Regions from separate parts of the Homo sapiens genome. Here region 1 is linked to region 2. The links are chromatin loops, found by intact Hi-C in ENCODE. Cell type or tissue: Caco-2. All regions are shown on one strand.

Region 1 (4,000 bases), 260 kb after region 2:
AGACTCGTGGGTCTACTCACATAGAGAAGAGACAGCATGATCTACTTCTGTCATGGGCTTCAGTCCCAGGGAGATGGTCTGTGGGCACCCCCCATCCCCCCGCCCCCGGTGGGCAGCGTTGACAGGCTGTGCATGGCAGCCTCTCCCGGCACCACTGGTCTACATCTTCACTAAATCCATAGATCCCTGCCTAACAACTGGGAATCCAGAATCTCACAGTCTTGTTTATTTATTTATGAGATAATCTCACTCTGTGGCCCAGGCTGGAGTGCAGTGGCATGATGTCAGCTCACTGCAACCTCTGCCTCCTGGTTTAAGGGATTCTCCTGCCTCAGCCTCCCATGGCGCACACCACCATGCGTGGCTAATTTTTTTTGTATCTTTAGTTGAGACGGGGTTTCACCATGTTGGCCAGGCTGGTCTTGAACTCCTGACCTCAGGTGATCTGCCCACCTCAGCTTCCAAAAGTGCTGGGATTACAGACATGAGCCACCACACCCAACCTCACAGTCTATAAAGTAGTCAAAGTAAAAAAGGTGTGATGGCTGAGCAGAACTGAACAGTGATGGGTGAGAATGGCCCTGTTTTTCCTGTGTGTGTGTAACTCAATTTTCCCAACCTGTTCGATTTTAAATCCCTTTCCGCAAGCAAGTAGGAAGAATGAGTTCCCCTTTTGGGAGAATATTTTCCGTGGGTCTCTCGCACTCCACCTGGCTTTTTTGCTGGCTATGTCAAGAACACAGAGCCCTGACTGCTCTTCACCCAGGCCGCCCCTCCACACTGCATCTGTAGCAAGCTACTTGAGGGACAAGGTCATGTTTTGGAAGGAGTATGGGCTTGCCTGCTGCTTGCTGTAAAACAGTGGGTTTTCCAGCTCCAGGTCCTCCTCTAAAAACCCACTGTCTGAGCAGGCACCCTCTGGCCACTCAAGGTTCCACCAGGGGACTGGCAGGGCAAGGAGAACTGGAGTTTGTGTTACTTGCTGTGTCATGGCTTATCAAGTCCTTTGCCCCTGACCCAGGAGACTGTCTCATGTCCCCTGCCAGTATCCATGGAACAGTAACAGACGTTTGCTTGTAAGTAGGGCAACATCAAATCCCTGACCCAGCAGGTGCTTTTGTAAGAAAACATTTTTTAAATGACAGAATAAATGAATAAGGCCACCAAAAAGACATACACTAGCCTAGACTGTTGGAAGATGAGGAATGGTCTTTCACACCCCGTCAGCATACAGTAGAAAAGAACAAGCAAGTTGAGATTTCATCAAAGCAGAAATGAGAATGTTTTGAATGCCATTGGCAATTCAACGGACAAAAAGCAAGGTTGTCTGAAGACCATGAATCCCCATGGGGAGAGGATGGCTTCGTTTCTGACTTGACAATAAGCTCAGAGGTCTTTGGGTGGGATCCATATCTTAGAAAAAATTGCCAAGTCCAGTGAATCATTCTGTAGGATTTGTAGAACTCTGAAGACAGAATGAGAGTGAGGTCATGTGAGCTTGACTCCAGGAACCATGTGAGCTTTGAAAGAACCACTCTGTCGAAGCACTATTCTTCAAAGGTTGGGGAACTTCCCACCTGGCTCGACTCTGAGAGGAGGAGGTACCTAGTGCTGGGTGAGGGAGGCCAAGAGGTGGGCTTAGGGGAAGTCATTAATTCTGGAGAGAAGCCACTGGCTGTACTGAAAACATGCTAGCTTGCCAGCAAGCTGGAAAGGACTGCTCTGCTGGGTACGAGGTGGTGGTGAGCATGGGCGTAGGTGGCTGCCACCACTAAATGTCCAAGGCTGCAGGGAACAGGTAGCTCCATCAGTTGTCCTTAAAACAGTAGTTCTCCACCAGAAGTACTTGTGCTCTCCAGGACTCACTTGGCTGTTTCTGGAGACAGTTACTGAGGGGTGTTACTGTCATCTAGTGGATCCTACAGTGCACAGCACAGCCTCCGTGATAAAGAACTATCTGCCCAAAACATCAGTAATGTCAAGGTTGAGAAGCCCTGCTTTAAAGCAGACAACTGCTATTTGCCTTGTGGTCAATAGGTATTTTCAGGTACATTCAGAAGGAGCTCAAATGCCTGTGGATAAGGATAAAAAGCCATTATCAATAAAATCTAAGAGGCCCAGAAATAGAGTGACAGGGAAATCTCTAAAAATGCAGAACTGGGGCTAGGAGGTAGGCCATGGGCTATTAAGGATTCAGCTTCTCCATTTGTTCTTTGGGGGTGTAATTAGGAGTGATCTTTGTTATAAAGTCGTGTTTTTCTGAATTTTTTTTACAATGAGGTTGTATTATAATCCAAAAAAATTTAAGCTGTTAGATTTGGTTTCCCAAATCACGTGTTGACTAAACGTTCATTAGTACCGGCTACGAACCAGGCACTGATTTGCCTTTCCACATACAAATCTCATTTCCTGCTTATACTATGGGATGTGGGAATCGTCAGAAGGTTGGAGACTTTCCTTCCAGTGAAGAAACACTTGGTAATGTAAAGATATTTGAATTGTCAGGAACCAAGAGTCCTAACTCTGATGCCAATACCTGTCACTTGAACGAGTCAGTGAGCTGCTGTCTACTCATCTCCAGCGTGCAGGGATGAAAACAGATGCATCCAAAAGCCCTTCCCACCTGCGGGACCCTCCCTACATCACTTAGAGAAGAGCAGGGACATGGTTCCAGGCCAGGGGCAGCACCTCTGAAACAGACTCCCAAGGCCTGCCTCCCAAGTGTCCCCCTAGGTGACCCTGACAGAGTCACCTACAAAGGTGGCAGATGCTCTTTTTCCCTTGTTTCAGTATCTTACGGAGGCATGGATTTCTGTTATTCCATGTATTACAATTATTTACACACATAATTTTTAGATCCTCATTTGTCCCAAATTTGGCTATTGGGAATCTCTCTTATGTAAATTGGTTGATTATTGTGGTCTCATGTAATTTTGTATCCTTTATCTGTGCTTTCTTTGTGTTTTTTTCATGCTATGGCAGTCTTCATAATGACCCTACACATAAGTCTATATACCAGTTTCCAAGAGTTGGACATTTAGATGTGAAATTTTTCTTTAGCTTTTATTTCTGACTACATCAGTGAGCACTAATGCACCATCGTCATGGGGTAATTAAGACAAAGATTTTTTTATTTTATTGTAAAATATACATAGCATGAAATGTACCATTTTAGCCATTTTTAAGTGCACAGTTCTGTGGCATTAAGTACTTTTACATTGTTGTGTAACCATCACCATCATCCATCTCCAGACCTTTTTCATCTTCCCAAACTGAAACCCTATACCCATTAAACAGTAATTCCCCACTTCGTCTCCACCCTGGCACCCACCCTTCTACTCTCTGTCTCTGTGACTGTGACTGCTCTAGGGACCTCATAGGTGGAATTAGTTGATATATATTCTCTATGACTGACCTAGTTCACTTAGCATGATGTCTACAAGGTCTATCATAAAGATTTCTCCATGTGTTTTCTCATAAGAATTTTTATAGGTTTGATTCTGAAAAGACAAAGTATTTTTAAAGTATAGTTGTAAAACATAGGGAGACCTACTCAAACTACTCCAAAAAATAGAGGAGGGAATACTTCCAAATTCATTCTACTAGGCCAGTATTACCCTGATATCAAAACCAGACAAAGACACATCAAAAAAAGAAAACTACAAGCCAATATCTCTGATGAATGTTGATGCAAAAATCCTGAACAAAATACTAGCAAACCGAATTCAACAATACATTAAAAAGATCATTCATCATGACCAAATGAGATTTATCTCTGGGATGCAAGGATGGTTCAACATTTGTAATGTATCACAACAAATCAATGTGATACATTATCGAAACAGAATGAAGGATAAAAATCATATCATTTCAATTGATGCTGAAAAGGCATTTGACAAAATTCAACATCCCTTCATGATAAAAAAAAAAAAACCCTTTAAAAAGGGATAAAAGGAACATACCTCAGCATAATAAAAGCCATATGCAACACACCCCCAGA
Region 2 (4,000 bases):
CGACAGAGGGAGACTCCGTCTCAAAAAAAAAAAAAAAAAAAAAAAAAAAGCTACAAAAAATGGCTGGGCATGGTGGTGTGTGCCTGTAGTCCCAGCTACTTGGGAGGCTGAGGCAGGAGAATCACTTGAACCCAGGAGGCAGAGGTTGCAGTGAGCCGAGATCACGCCACTGCACTCCAGCCTAGGTGATAGAGGGAGACTCTGTCTCAAAAAAGAAAGAAAGAGAGAGAGGGAGGAAGGAAGGAAGGAAGGAAGGAAGGGAGGGAGGGAGGGAGGGAGGGAAAGAAAGAAGGAAATAAAGACATTGTTGCTGAAAAATTTCAAGAGGTGTTGCAGGCTTCAGCAATGTAAGATGTTAACTAAGAGCAAGAAGCAGAGGTGCTTGGGTTTGGGTAAAACCCTGAGCTTGGAGTGGGGGAGGGAGGCGGTCCTGCAGCCTGCTAGGTGTGGGAGCCACACATCCATTCTCTCAACACCACTTCTTGAAAACCGCTCTTGTCTTCTCATTGTTTGAAGACATGGCGGATTGCTTGGTTGTGAACTAAGAGCTAAGCCACACTCAGTGGAGGAAGCCTCGGAACCCTGTGGTTGTGCACACCCAGGAGACCTGTGTGGACACCTGTGTGGCTCCCCTTGCATAAGGAATTGTTTCCAACTCAGGTTCTTCAGGATCTGAAAACTACTGTCGTGAAGGTCACGTGCCAACAACAAGAAACCAGGGACATCCTGTAGGATATGAATGGGCAGTGAGGCGGGACCGCAGGGGGCATTTCAGAACTCCCCACATGACAAGGAAGTAGCTTCTGTGGGCCCCGATCTCCATCACTCTCGGCTTCTCCCACCTCCCCTGTGCCCAAGCCTGTTGGCAGCAGAGCGGAGGCGATGCCTCCAACGTCCTTCAAAGCAGCAGGTCTCAAATGTTGGGGCATGAGAATCACCCGGAGGACTGGAGAGAACACAGGTTGCTGGGCCCACCCACAGAGTTTCTGATTCATAGGTTTGGGATGAGGCCTGAGAATGTGCATTTCTAATACGGCTCCAGGTGAAATCGATGGCACAGGTTTGGGAACATACTTTGAGAACCACCGCTATAAAGAGTGGCAGGTTGGTCTGTTTCCGTGGACAGGGAAAGAGACGGCAGGTAGTCAGAGTGATGGAGTCCCTGGGAAGAGGAGGAAGACAAGGGGGATGGATGCCAAGGCCACTTACATCCATCACCACGTCAGGGCTTTGCACCGAGGTTGTGTAACTGTTGGCCTAGCCAGACCTCACCATGGGGAAACCAAGCAGGAGGAAGACTCCACTTCTCTGTCTTTCTCAGTGGGTACTGAGTAACACAGTGGGCCACGTGTTGGCCAGGTGCTGAGAATCCACAGGTGAACCTGACCCTGTCCCAGACTCCTGACTCCTCAAGGAGCTAAACAGCCTTCAAATTAAAAAGCCTCAAATCAGCAGATAACCCAACAGCGACCAGTTGATACTCAGGCAGCAGTCAGCCCGTCGGCGAGTGCTGGAAACGCAGGATTTACACTGATGACGTACACAGTGTGTGCCACTTGGGCCTGGGAGGATTGACAGCACGGTCACAGACGGTCATCCTTACAGGATTCGCACCAGGTACCCCCTCGATTCTTTGCTGTGCCACCACCCTCCACTCACTGAGTCGGGGCCCCTCTTGGGGATACTGGCACAGCCCAGAAGATAGAAGCTGATTCTTACCTGGAGCTGCCAGCAGGCTTTTGTTAAGCCAGAACAGAGACAGTAACAGGAAGAGAAAAGCCCCTTTGAGTCTGCGTATAAATAAAGACCTGGAAGGGTACCAGCAGCCAGTTTCCTTCCACCACCCAGAGAACAGCTGAGAATTCTGTCCGGACTGAGGGAAGGAGATTTCCCAATGGCAGATGGCAACCAGAGAGGAAAGCCTGCCCCCTCCAGGGGTTTTGGAGGAATCCGAGAGCAGAGGGATGGGACTGTGCCTCTTGGGTCGAGTCTAAGGACACAGCTCGTCTCCCAGCTGGCATGAGAGCAGCTAGTGGAAATCAAGGCAGGCCAGGTAACGGCCGAGAAACAGAGGGAGCCCCGTCACCAGCTCCCAGCCGCTCTGTCCAAAGCCCCAGACAGGCAGAGAAGAGCAGCTGGAAGTGTCCTGTGCCCTGAGCCGCGCCCAGAGGTGCACTCGTGTACAAAGCAGGGAAAAGGTCCTCCCCACCGCTCCTTCCTTCTCCCTGAGCCACGCCCAGAGGTGCACTCGTGTACAAATCAGGGAAAAGGTCCTCCCCACTGCTCCTTCCTTCTCCCTGAGCCACGCCCAGAGGCGCCCTTGGGTACAAATCAGGGAAAGGGTCCTCACCACTGCTCCTTCCTTCTCTTGGGGAAATGTCCTAATAGGCTGATTTTTGTAAGAGGACAGCACGTTGCTACTATAGGCACAAAATCTTCTGAGCCAACACACAGATCCGTGATGTCTACTGTGTGAGCAGCACCTGGGGGCCGTGGGGGGTCCCTTCTCCACAGAGGCCACCGAGCTGAAGGTGATCAAGGACCAAGGCGTCTTCTCAGATGAAGGGAAGCACACACAGCCCAGGATGAGAGGGAAGCTCTAACTCAATAAACGAAATGGCTTAGACAAGGTTACCTAGAAATGCCTGCACCGATGCTTCCCACACAGCGTGGAGCATGGGGACTCAGAGCTGGAAATCAAGTAGTTATCAAAAGCAAGCTTTTTCTCACCACGTGTGTGACTGTCACATTCATAATTGTCATAAAGAGGCACTTGGTCCCTGGCCACGTGGAGTGTCTACCTCAGTAGTCTGTGGGGCCATCCCAGGGCAAAAGTGGCTGCTGCCCACATCTCCAGCCTCTGCGCCTCACATGCACCCCCCGCAACACCGACTTGCTCCTGGGGCCTGGAACCCCCTTCCCAGTGCCACGTGCTCACACCCTCTGCCCAAGTTACTGTCTCTCCTGAGCACTGTCCAGCCCCTTGCTTTGCTTTTTGACTCTTCATGGCAGTTTTTGCTTGCTGATATTATATGCAATGTTGAAGTTGTTTATATTCTGTCTTCCCTAATAGAATATGTAACTTCCATTTGAAAACAAGGACTTTGTCTTGAATCAGGGGATCTGTTTCCCAGTGCCTCGAGCACTACCTGGTGCAGAGTAGATGCTCAATGTTTACGGAATGGATGAAGATCTTCATTTAGAGGAAACTCTACCTTGCGGCGAGCCAACTGCTCCCTGCCGCCATTCAGAAGCTGTGTTTGCTGTTCTTGTCCGGCCAGCCTTGGCTCCAACTTGAGAAAGCCCATCAGGGTGTCATTTCCCTACTGAGCTCACCCCAGTTCAAGAAATACCAATATCCTGCGTTTGCGAGAAGGATCTTACTTTTCTCTAGTTTATGGATTTTTTTTTTTAGCACGGTCATCATAATTGCTTGGGCCCAATGCTGTGTAAATGCTCCTAGCTAGTTTGAGCTCCAAAAAAAAAAAAAAAAAAAAAAGCAGCAGCAGCCAGTGGGAGAATGAAAAGAAATGGCTGTCTTCCATCTCCATTTTAAAGCAGGAGGAGCTCGCCATCATCACCGCCACCCAACGAGGGGAAATATTGAGCAGACGATTCACCAGATGCTGAGCAGACTGCAGTTACCATGGAGTCGGAGCGGTGACAGACAGTTGCTGTCTGTCCAGGATTCATGGGTGGTGACAGCACAGTGGGATAGCCCAGCCCTCGGGTCCCCTTCCACCCCCACACCCTTCTCGACTTCTGCCACCTGGTTAAGGCCCTTTCATGACTCATTGTCCACTGGCACTCAAGGAGAGGGGAATAAATAACCTTAAATCAGCCTTTTATTTCTGACAGGGTCTTGCTCTGTCACCCAGGCTGGAGTGCAGTGGTACAATCTCAACTCACTGCAGCCTTGACTTCCCAGGCTCAAGTGATCCTCCCGCCTCAGCCTCCCAAGGAGCTGGGACTACAGGCATACAACACCACACCTGGCTGA

The links. Peaks named below come from ENCODE experiments on the same cell type or tissue, not always from the same donor. Only the 100,000 strongest peaks of a DNase experiment are listed, where the experiment ranks them.
Region 1: it touches region 2 in a loop (5-fold over the local background); 1 of 110 quality-filtered maps calls a loop at or near these places.

Annotation. Positions count from the first base shown.
Region 1 is chr6:157,945,463-157,949,462 of GRCh38, forward strand. No RefSeq gene overlaps it. Among named protein-coding and RNA genes, the nearest start is that of SYNJ2, 34 kb to the right of the region's middle. RefSeq lists a silencer at 1,882-1,931. In Caco-2, a CTCF peak has its summit at 1,916 (motif pointing left); no DNase peak of the experiment used is centred here.
Region 2 is chr6:157,687,223-157,691,222 of GRCh38, forward strand. No RefSeq gene overlaps it. Among named protein-coding and RNA genes, the nearest start is that of SNX9, 130 kb to the right of the region's middle. RefSeq lists an enhancer at 1,669-2,170. In Caco-2, no CTCF peak of the experiment used is centred here; DNase peaks (open chromatin) are centred at 1,958 and 2,179.